2 separate regions of the Mus musculus genome follow, and region 2 is linked to region 1. The links are chromatin contacts, found by Hi-C or POLR2A ChIA-PET in ENCODE. All regions are on one chromosome and are shown on one strand. Each heading gives the region's core, a stretch centred on a gene start or an enhancer-like site at or near the end of the contact. The rest is flanking DNA. Distances are from core to core; before and after follow the strand shown.

What was found. Hi-C counts contacts between places; a loop is a spot of excess contacts on that map. ChIA-PET counts read pairs that join two places held with the same protein, here RNA polymerase II (POLR2A).
Region 2: a loop to region 1 is called in a map of left cerebral cortex, with 9 times the contacts of the local background. The contact joins the promoter of Lats2 here to the promoter of Mrpl57 in region 1. A Hi-C loop is called at or near these places in 1 of 37 maps with a recorded cell type or tissue (left cerebral cortex). POLR2A ChIA-PET finds 5 or more read pairs at or near these places in 2 of 5 experiments (Patski and embryonic stem cell).

What each region holds. Positions count from the first base shown.
Region 1 is chr14:57,822,582-57,828,347 of GRCm38, reverse strand. Mrpl57 (mitochondrial ribosomal protein L57) reads right to left here and starts at 2,109. Exons shown (of 2, transcript NM_026401.2): 1 at 2,026-2,109; 2 at 1-1,839. The coding sequence starts at 1,831. The coding sequence ends at 1,523. It overlaps Ska3 (spindle and kinetochore associated complex subunit 3), which reads left to right and starts at 2,185. Exons shown (of 9, transcript NM_198605.3): 1 at 2,185-2,338; 2 at 5,386-5,447. The coding sequence starts at 2,236.
Region 2 is chr14:57,742,901-57,748,666 of GRCm38, reverse strand. It overlaps Lats2 (large tumor suppressor 2), which reads left to right and starts at 2,544. Exons shown (of 8, transcript NM_015771.2): 1 at 2,544-2,777. Gm52140 reads right to left here. Exons shown (of 3, transcript XM_030248241.1): 2 at 2,329-3,372. The coding sequence ends at 2,355.

The DNA.
Region 1 (5,766 bases), core at 860-3,359:
AAATAATACTATACAGAGAAACCCTGTCTTGAAAAATCAAAAAAAATATATTAATAATAAAAAAATCCCAAGTTGCTCTGCATCTGTAGACCCAGAAACTCGGGAGACTCGGTCAGGAGGATCAATTCAGTCCATAAGTTCAACAACCTACACAGACCTACTCAAAAAAGTTGTGTGCACAGGTGGTGGTGGTACACACCTTTATTCCAGCACTTAAGAGGCAAGAGGAAGGCAGTTCTCTATGAGTTTGAGGCCAGCCTGGTCTACAGAGTGAGTCTGACAACATCTAGGGCCACACAGAGAAAACCTGTCTTGAAAAACAAACCAACAACATTAAAAAAAAAAACAAAAAACCAAAAACGGTGTTTTTAAACAAACTTTAAAAAAAAATTGCACTGTTTGTATCCATTTAGGAGTTCCAGGCTAAGGTGGGCAATATAGACGAGCTCAAAAAACCAAACAAACAGAAATTTTCCTGTTAACAGTTCTAGTAAACATCTTTACTTCACACGTCCACTCACAGAATCCAAATTCTAAAAGAAAACACTCTTCTTTTGGGAAATGGTCTCATCTATCTCAGGCTGGCCTCAAATTTGCATGGAAGTTGACCTAACACTTCAGATCCTACTTCCACTTACAGAATGCTGTGAAATCAAAGGCAGGCTCTATTCTAGAGCAGTGGTTCTCAACCTCCCTTACACTCTTTAATACAGTTCCTCATGTTGTGGTGACTCCAACCATAACATTATTTTCATTGTTACTTCACAACTGTAATTTTGCTGTTATCATAATACAAATCTCTGATACTCAGCCTCATGAAAGGGTTCTGCAACCACCACAAGGGGTCATGCCCAACAGGTTGAGAATGGCTATCCTAGACAGAAAGTAAGAAAACACCCCTTGTACAACAAAGCTCTAGCCAAGTACCTCAGCCTTAAGACTCATCAGTTTGTAGTTTTACAGCATTTAAATCTAAAAGGTGCAAGGTATGGTGGCACTTGCCTTTAGTCACAGCACTTGGGAGGCAGAGGCCAGTAGATCTCGGAGGTCAAGGCCAGCCTAGCCTATACAGCAAGTTCTATGGCTATATAGTGAGACAAACAAAAAAAAAAAAAACCCCACATTTTACAGAAGGGCAGGGAACCATGCCTGTAATTCCAGTAGCTAGGCACAGGGAGGGCTGCTGCAAGCTTTAGGCCAGAAAAAATAAAAAACAACCCTGAAAATAGACCGATTATGCACATATGGAGCCTCAAACAGTCTCTTTTGGCCTTCTGAGTCTAGGTCTTACTAACTACATCAGCAAAGATTTTCCTGCCTCCACCTCTTAATGTTGGGATTACAGGTGTGAAACAAACGCCTAGGTAGGGTCCCAAGTATTCCGTATGAGACAACTATTAATCAATCATGTTTGCTTTAATAAGATACTGGTCGAAGGGGTCACACTGGTACATAAATTACATTTTCTCAGCTCCAGGACCAAGTAAGGATAGAGCAGTCCGGTATCCATAATCTTGAAGGGTTAGGACCATTTCTTCGAGATGTTGAGATGGTCTAGCTGGTCTGCAATGTATCTATGCTTAGGGAACTTGGAAGTGGCCGCTGCCTTGATGGCTTCAAAAGCCTGGGCCCGTCGCTCCGCGGCGTGGCCGCACTCCTGCTCTGCTGTCATGTAGGGCATGCTGAGCCAGTAGTGGTTCTCGGCCTCCACCTCCAGGCGACGGATCATGCTCTCCTTCGCTTGGAAAGACACGGTACGCGGCCGCCGGTGCTTCCCGATCCACTGCCTGCCCGGAATGCGGCCGCGGAGGAGGACAGCGGTGAGGAACATGGTGCCTCCTGAGGAAATGACACGAAAGCCGCGGTCGCTGAGCCCCGGACCCGGGAAGCGAGCAACCGGCGTGCCAAGCTTGCGCCCACATCCCGCGGCCGAATCCAGAGCACGCTCGGCCTCTCGCCGGAAGTGAGTGGCCGGGAGCCGACTACACTGCAGGATATGGGGGTGGGGGCTCCCCGAAAACCCACCTCGCGTACCAACCGGCCCGGGACACGCTCCCCTCGGCGCTCCGCGTCCCCCGACCGATGCGGCGGCGCGCTGCTTCCGGTCTCTCTGGGGCCCTGATGCTAGAGTTCCGCTCTCGCGAGAGACGCCTTCTGCGCCTGCGCAGGATTCAAATGTGTAGCGCGTTCGTTCGAGGGGACTGGAGGTCAGCAGTCGGCTCGGCGGCCCTCAGCATGAACCCCATCCAGAGTTTCCACTGTAAGCTGCGGGGTCTGGCCACCACGCTGGACAGCGAGACGGCCCGGCTGCTGAGAGCGCTGGACGGCGAGGACAGCGGTGAGTGGGCGCGGGCGGGAGAGTGCGGTTCTCAGCGGGCGGTGTCGTCCAAGGGGCGTAGCTGATCTGTGATGGAAACTGTGCGGACAAATTCTCCTTGTGGCCGCAGGCGAGCGGGTGGTTGGGTGTTTGTTAACAACATCCAGTGGCAACTGTATTAAGACGCACTAAAACCCTGTTTTCTGTACGTGTAAAGTCATTTCGTCTCACTCGAATGGGCCCCTATTGAAGCAAGCATCTGCATTTTCTCCACTAACACTCTATTTGAAGTACAAATACTCGGCACTGCTGTTTTTTTGTTTGTTTTAAGATTTGTTTATATATGTATATGAATGCTCTATTTGCGTGGATGCAGGCACGACAGAAAAGGGCAGCAGATCCCATTATACATGGTCGTGAGCCACCTTGTAGTTGCTGGGAATTGAACTTAGGACCTCCAGAATTGGAGCCAGTATTCTTAGCCACTGAGCCATCTCTCCCGCCTCTTGTTTTATTTTTTAATAATAAAATTAAACATCATTTCTAACTTGTACTAGAGATTTTTTTCTTTTTTCTTTTTTCTTTTTTTTTTTTTTCGAGACAGGGTTTCTCTGTGTAGCCCTGGCTGTCCTGGACCTCACTTTGTAGACCAGGCTGGCCTCGAACTCGGAAATCCGCCTGCCTCTGCCTCCCGAGTGCTGGGATTAAAGGTGTGCGCCACCAAGCCCAGCCTGAGATTTTTTTAAAAAGTTGCAAGGTCACGGAGTGGCGTCCGCCATGAATCCCAACACTCAAGAAGCTGAAGGAGGTAGATTTTTGCGAGTTCCAGGCTAGCACCTGACCAATCAACCAGGCTTAGTGAGACCCTGTCCAAAAAAAAAAAAAAAAAGAAAGAAAGAAAAAAAAGAAAAAAAATCGATGCAAAAGTAGTTCAGATTTTGAGATTATCATAAAATGTCATAAATGTAATCTGTCTCGCACCCAGTAGGTCGAATGTAGTGGCACTTGCCTTTAATCCCAGCACTCTAGAAGGCATAGGCTGGCAGATCTCTGAGTTTGAGGCCAGCTTGATCTACAAATCGAGTTCCAGGACATCCAGGGATATACAGGAAACCCCTGTTTTGAAAAACAGAAACAAAGCAAAAATTGCACCCCGTAGACACAGATTCCTCTTACTTATAACTAACTCTCCATTTGGAAATGTTTTGGAGACTATAAAAGTAACATGTACTGTAGGAAATTTCAAATACAGAAAAGTAAAAAGAGTATATGTATTTTCTATTTAATTCGTAACAGACATCACTTACTGTTGTAGCTTTTTTTTTGTAACTGTTCTTATTTTAGGGAATTAAAATATGCTTTATTTGTTTATGTTGTTGAGCTAATTCGGCATACTATACTAAAGTTCATTAGTATTTCAACTGTATAAAAGTTCTTTTCACCAAGTGTTTGTTAGTCTGTAGTCTCACTAAAACATTACCTCTGCACAAACTTCATTTACTTTTTGTTTATTTGTTTTACAAGAAAATGTTGTAATAATTCTTTAATAAGTAAAAAAAAAAAATACAGGGAGTATTGCCAGCGTCTTCACTTTCAAAACTGTTCTGACTAATTTTATGTCAATTTGGCACAGGCTGGAATGGTCTGAGAGTGGGGAGCCTCAGTTGAGAAAATGCCTTCATAAGGCTGGGCTGCAGACAAGCCTGGAGAGTATCCTCTTAATTAGTGAGTGATGTGGGTGGTGCCATCCCTGGGCTGGTGCCCATGGTTCCATACGTACAGGTTGAGCTCATAAGCTGCACCCTTTTATGGCCTCTGCATCAGTTCCTGCCTGACATCCATTGATGATGAGCAGTGATGTGGAAGTATAAGCCAAATACATACCCTTTCTCCCCAAGTTTCTTTTGATTGTGGTGTTTCATCACAGCAGTGATAACCTAAGACAGTGACTATAGTGTTAAATCACTAAATGAACTTAATACATTATCTTTGAGATAATTTACATACGCTAAAACTTTTTAAAGAATGCGTTTCATTGGTACAGTCAGAGCTGTGCGACTGCTAGTAAGGAGGGTTTAGAGTTTAATAACTTCCAGACTCCCCAAAACTTTATTACAGAAGCCTTGTGTCTGTCTTTATGGGTGTTGTTTTTCTCTCCCTCTCTCCCCCTCCCCCTCTCTCTTCCTCTCTCTTTTTGTTTTATGTTTGTTGTTGTTTTTATTTTTGTTTTTCAAGATAGAATTTTTCTGTATAGCCCTGGCTCTCCTGGAACTCACCCTGTGGACCAGGCTGGCCTTGAATTCAGAGTTCCTCCTACCTTTGCCTCCTGAATGCTGTGATTAAAAGCATGCCCCACTGCCACCTGTCATGTGTTTCTCTGTTATCGTCAGTAAACCCAAACTCTGATTCATTAAGAAAGAAAACAACTCTTTGCCAGTAGACAGTTGTCCCCCATAATCCTATTACAGTCCATGCTACAGGCTTTAGGCAACCTTGTGTCTACTTCTGTGCAGTGGACCTGACTCTTCTGGACCTTTCCTGTAATAGGAGCCCTAGAATATTGTCCTTTAGCCTCGTTCTCACCGTCATCCACATTGTGGAGTAAAGCCCGAGTCAAGTCTTATTCCATTGCATCATTTGCTACATGGTGTGTTTATGTGCTTATACTTGGTGCTAGGTGTGCTTTATCTTGGTGAGTTGACTATGTAGTTCTTGCCTTGTTGATCAGAGTCTAGTCTGGCCTTGAAGCCATGCAGATCCATCTACCTTTGCCTCCCTCTTCTGGATCAAAGGCATGGGTTGCTGTACCTGGAGAGTTATGTAATTTATGTGTGCTGTAGTTCCTTGAAGGCTTTTATTCTTTGTTTCTATTTTTGTTTTTCAAGACAGCTTCTCTGTATCCCTGGCTATCCTGGAACTCCGCATGCTTCTGCCTCTCCAAGTGCTGGTGTTAAAGGTGTGCATCACCACTGCCCAGCAGGATTTTTCTGGTTAAGAAACTGCATTGATATGTTGTTGTTTTGTTTTGTTTTCCTCGTATTTATTTAACATTTTTTCCTTGCTTGAAGACTTTGAAGATTCTCCAGGGAGAATTTTGCATGACCTTCATTCAGAAGTCCAGACTCTAAAGGTACTATTAACTTAAACTTTTTCTATGTGGGTACTTTTCTCTAGCCTTAGTTGGGATGGGTCTAGGGTCACCCAGAGGTCACCAACCTAACAGAGAATAAGATTTTAATAAGAAGAGCTTATTTGGATACTGGTACCTGAACTGATTGGCGCCAGGGCTGCATCTGAGAGTACATCAAAGATAAGCAGTTAGTCCAGGGTTTATGAAAGCAAACCGCCGGGCGGTGGTGAGGCAGAGGCAGGCGGATTTCTGAGTTCGAGAGAGAAACCCTGTCTTGAAAACAAACAAACAAACAAACAAACAATAATAAAATAAATGC
Region 2 (5,766 bases), core at 1,295-3,794, 80 kb after region 1:
ATTGATATATCAAAAGTTATAAGACAAAAATATCACCTAGAATCACTATGACCAGATACTATACTTTAAAAATTATTATTATTTTAAAGACAGGGTCTCACTGCCTCAAAGCTGGACTAGAATTCACTATGTAGCTTCAGATAACCTTAGCCTTCTTATCCTCCTGCTGACTCTCCTGAGTGCTGGGACTATGGGAACACTCCATGATGCCTGACTTGATCGACTGTCGATCAGTTCCCTCATCAAAGCCCTATCTAAGACACTTATTTCCAATTTGTTTCTAGTCTCAGATGCGCGTATTTAAAAACATTTTAAAAATTAAAGGCATAAGTAGTGTAGCATCACCTTTGTGGCTCACAGCCACCCCCAACTCTGGTTCTGAGGGACCCGATGCCCCTTTCTGGGTTCCATTGGCACCTGGCTCACATGTGGTGCACCTACCTACATTCAAGCCAAAGACTCATACACATAAATAAATCTAAAAAAAAAAAAAAGAATGTTGACAGTTTACCTTCAGATTTTTAATAAAAGCAGCAAGCACTGTAGATTAACTTAAAACATTAGTGTTCCCTCCTCTGTCCAATTTCCATTCCTTCTAAATGGGCTATGGCTATCATGGTTGTAAATGGGCTATGGCTATCATGGTTGTAAATGGGCTATGGCTATCATGGTTGTGGTATGTAAGAGAGGTGAGTACAGAGTCCAAAGCCTGTGTTTATTTATGGAGATGGTGTCATGACATATGTACAGTTCTGCAGTTTGCTTTTGTTCACCCCACATTGGTTCTGAATTCTGTCTGTAATCATTTGTCCTTTGGCAGAAATAAAGCCGGCCTCTTTACTTAGCTTCTCTCTCTCTGCTCCTGCTGTCCAGCTGTCCTTGGCTTTTCACTATTATAAATAGTGCTGTTGCAAAGAGTTCTTGCTTATTTGTTTGTTTCGTTGTTTTTGGACAGGGTTTCTCTGTGTAGCCCTGGCTGTCCTAGAATTAACTCAGTAGACCAGGCTGGCCTCGAACTCTGAGGTCAGCCAGCCTCTGCCTCCTCAGTACTGGGATTAAAGACATGCGCCACCACTGTTTGACAAAAAGAAAGTTATTTTTGTTCTTTTAAAAAAAAGATTTATTTTTATTTATGTGTGTGTCTGTGCTAAGCATATGCACATGTGTGTGTGCATTTACCCACAGAACAAGGCATTGGATCCCTTGGCACTGGTGTCTCTGTCTCTCTGTCTCTCTCTCCCTTCCTCCATCCCTCCCTCCCTCTGCACCCCTACTTTCCCCCTCTACCGGGTTTCTCTGTGTAGCCATGGTTGTCCCGGAATTCTCTCTGTAACCAGATTGACCTTGAACTCAGAGATCACCTGCTTTCCTGAGAGCTGGGATTATAGGTGTGCATCACTAACCGGCTTCCCTAACATTTCTTAGAGCAAGAGATAGGAACTTTTAACACACAGTGAAGGTTGCCAGTGCGCTTGGGGAGATGGGGGAGGAAGTTCCCAGGTGAGTGCTAGACTCCTCTTTTACAGAATATTACTTGATGCATTGGTTTCTCATCACGGTGCAAGATGTCAGTGTAGCACACAGGGTCAGGCTGACTAAAGAAAATGAGGCTAATCTGCAAGAGGCTTAATTATTAAAGTTCAAAGGACAAAGAAATGAGAATCTCTGGAAGAAGCCTTAAGGGAATTAGAGAGGTGGGGGTGGGGGTGGGGGTGGGGGTGGTGGTGGTGAGGGGCAGTCCAGGACTAAAGTCTGTTGAGGCAGTTAAAACAGTCCTGACAAGGGTTCTTCTGACAAGACAGCCTGAATTTGGCACAGGAGAGGGGGCTCGACTTCCTTCCCGAGGACAAAAATAAAAACTGGTACAAATGATCTTCACTCTTGTGAATTTCTTCCGGAATTGAAACTTCAAATGTCACGTTTGCTAATTAAAGAGGAAGTCTGGTTGACTTTTAAGACTATTAGTCCCCACCATCACTTACCACAGATCGTAAGTTGGTGGGGAGTGTGACGTTAGACAGCCAATAGTAAACGAAAGACTTTGCTTCCACGCTGTTATTTCTCAGCGTCTGTCCCTGGACCAAATCCCCAAATGGAGGATAAAGGAGTGGCCGAAGTGTAAACGCCAGTCTCCTCGGCTGGTTCGTGCAATACTGATGTGTTTTATAAAACCATAAGGCACTTTCCTAAAACGTGCCCAGGGAGGGAGCTGGTTAGCCTGCGTCCGGTTAAGCCCAGGCTGTCAGGCGTCCCGGTTTATTATTTGATGCCCGGGTCTCAGCAGCCGGCTGCACTTTCCGTGGCTGGCACCGGGGCCTGTGAACTTACTTTTCTCACCCACTGGTACGAGGCGTTTAGGGAAACCGGCGCTCCCGGGCTGGGGGCTTCCGACGCGAGCCCAGCGCAGGGCAGGTGGCCGCCCAGCCAGGCGGCGCAGGAAGCGGCCCGTGGGGCGGAGCGGGCGGCGGGTAGCAAGGCCGCGGGCGCCCCGCCCGGGCTGGTATGCGGCCGGGAGTGACGCGGGAGGAGGGGTCACGTGACGCCCGTGGAATGCCAACAATGTAGCGAATGTCCCGCTCGGGTCTGCGCTTCGGAACCGCGGCGTGAGCGCCCCGGGAAGATGGAGCCGCCGCCGCCAGCGCCGCCGCCGCTTCCCCGGGCTCCCCCGACCCTCCGGGGTCAGCAACCACTGCCGCCACCGGCGCCCGGTCTCCCGGCGCGCGAGGTCCCGGAGCCGCGGGCCAGGACGCCGCCGAGGGTGTAGAGCGCTCCCGGAGGTGAGGGGCCGCGGCCGGGAAGTTTGTCGGGACAGGGCTCCGCCCGGTCCCACGGGCGAGCTGCCCTGCGGGACAGGGACAACCCGTCCGCTGGGTCCCGGGCGGGTGCGGAGCAGCGGGTGGCGGCGGCGGGGCGGCTTTGTTGTGCTCGCGCGGCGGCGTCCGGAGGCCCAGACCCCGCGTCCCGCGGCGCCGACCCCGCCCAGCCTGGGCCTCCGTGCGCCGCGCCGTCCACCACGCGCGCTCGCGGCCTTGCGCGCTGCACCTCTGGCCCTCGGCGGCGCGGTGCCCGCCCGGTGTCCGGTGTCCCGTCCCCGGCTGCGCCGTCCGGCGGTCGGTGCGGGGCGGTTGCGTAACGTCTCTTTTGAGCCGACTTCTCCCGGGCCGGCCTCCGCCGCGACTCCACGGCCTGAGTCCGTAGCGCTGGTCACGCACGAGCCTCGCCTGCGTGGCCCGGGTCTCGCCCGGGCGACTTCGGCCACCAGCGGCGTGCAGGAGGCGGCCGGGTGAAAACTTATGCCTGTGAGTGTGAGCGGGAGAGAACTGGACGTGCAGATTTTGTTGACAAAAAAGTTTGAGCGAGGACTTTTCACGCCTTTAAATTTCCCCTGCTTGCCCGTAATGTAGCCGCTTATTAGGGAATTTGTACCAAGTCTTGCTCCATATTTTTAGTTTAACCCCAGGTTAGGTCAGTAAATGATGCTCACCAGTTTTGAGTGCTAAATCTGGAGACAAGGCTACTTTTTGTGATTTTTCTTTTCTCCCCTTTTAGCAACTGTTGTAATAAGGCGCTAACAAAAAAAAAAAAATCTTCCAGCATAGGAATGCAGACGCTGCTTAGAAAGCCTGTTTTTAACTTAACTATAGTTAACAATACATTACAGTATTCAGCCTCTCGTAAAATTTTGGTTATCCAGGTATAGAAAACGCTGTTGAACGAATTCACCATGGTTCCTTTGAAATTGCTTAACTTTTACCACACTTCAAAATGTCAGCTTCATATGGTACCAACAGAGGCTGCTATACAGAATTACAGAATCCGAAGTTTTGAACTGAGAGTTTTTCAGCTTCGCCATCTAGTTGGAATAGTATAAATGTAAATTGGAGCTGTGGGTTATTTCTTTCCTTCGAGAAATCACGGCCTTGGTGGGAGGGACTTTCAGTGGTGGGAGGGACTTTCAATGATGGGCGGGGAACACGTTTACAATAAAATGCCTTGTTATTTTAAATGCTGTGTTGTAAATAGCCTGCCCTAGGCCCTTAAAACCCACTGGAGAGTAGAATGGAGGTTGGAGCTGGTAAATCCACACTAAACTCGAACGAAAGCTATTGGGGAACCATGTGGGGGAGGGTAACGCGGGGGTGGGGGTTTTGTGTTTGTATCGGGAAACCTAGACCAACACAACGTTTTGTATTTATTTCATGCTTGTAATAGCGCGAAACTTTTAAGTAATATTTCGTACTATTTAAAAATAGTATGCTTGAAGGACTACAGATGATAAATTTAATGCATTTATGTTGTCTTGGCTGTGAATGTGCTGTACAAATGGTTGATATGTTCCAGTCCACAGAAGGAGCGGTTCAGCTTCGTGGAAGCTGTAGAAATTACCAGAAATCTCAGTCCTTCTAAAAAGCTCATTGCTTGGTGTGTTCTCTGGAGCAGCTGGAGTTGAGGGATGTGTAAAGGCACAACTGTTGTGTCACCCTCTGAGGAGCACGCACCCTCAGAGTTTTCAGGACTTGCTTGGGCTGCTAATATCCCTGAATGTTAGTTAACTGCTCTCTCTCAATGCTTTTAAGCCCAATGCTACTTGATTTGTTGTTTCATCTTGAAGCTATAATAAAACAGTAATGTTGGAAGTAGAGATAATTGGTGGAGATACTAAAATTAGGAGAGAAATTTGGCACTGCTTAATGCTTGCCGTTCACTTGGCAAGTACTTTATGTTGGTTAATGTCTAGACTGTGTCGATTTCATTGTGAGAGTGGTGGATTTTTTTTTTTTGTAAAGTTAATTAACAAGTACTTTTTGTTTGTGTGCCAATATTTGACATACATAGGATTTTTTAGGGGGAGAGGAAAAATGGAAAGTGTTATATTTCATAGCAGGACTTTGCATTTCTTGTTAATTCTGATTGCTGATACCTTTGCAGTCCCTGCCGGTCTCTAAAACAGTTAGGGAGGCATAGACCTTGAAGAATGGAAGTTGGCTTTGAGTGAAGTAGGCCTGGGTTTAGAATGTGAACCCCTCTGCCTGCTGACAGTTATCAGAAGTAGGAATGCTGAGGGCTAACACTTTCCATTACTAATTAACTCCATCCTACCCCCCCAGTCTTTCTCCTGTTTTATTTATTTCATAAACATTAAAAGTCCCCAGCCCCCCACCCCCGGCAGCACTGTCTGACTGCCTGGATACATTCTTCACTCCTGTGACTTTATACAGAAGTTGGAGTCTCCCAAGAGTAGCTCCACACTCCTCCATCAGCTGTAGCCCTTCATCTTTTCCTGTTGGTGGCCTTAGATCTAAAAGAATCATGCTTTTGCATTAAAATAGGCTGGAGAGTGCATGAGCGCGCGCACACACACACACACACACACACACACATACATACACACACACACACACACACACACACACACACACACACGTACTTGAGCTAGGTTGATTTCCCCTCTGGGGTTCTTTAATAGACTGTACATCATGGGGGACTTGGAGAGGGCTGGGTTCAGAGGAGGCAAAGCTTGCTCAGATGTGGACTGCCAATGGAGGTGGTCTGTGTTGTCCTCTTCAGAGACTTGCTCCTAGAATTCTGCAGGGAACGCTTGTCTACTGTGATCACTGCACACAGACTCACCAAGGTCTTACGATGACCGGATTATTGGACAGTGGGGAAGCAGTGTTTTCCTGAATCTCTAAGAAGACAGTCACTGCTTTCCTTGGGGAGATCCTCCTATGAAGGGCAGTCTTTAGCCTGGGACTTTCTGGGGTA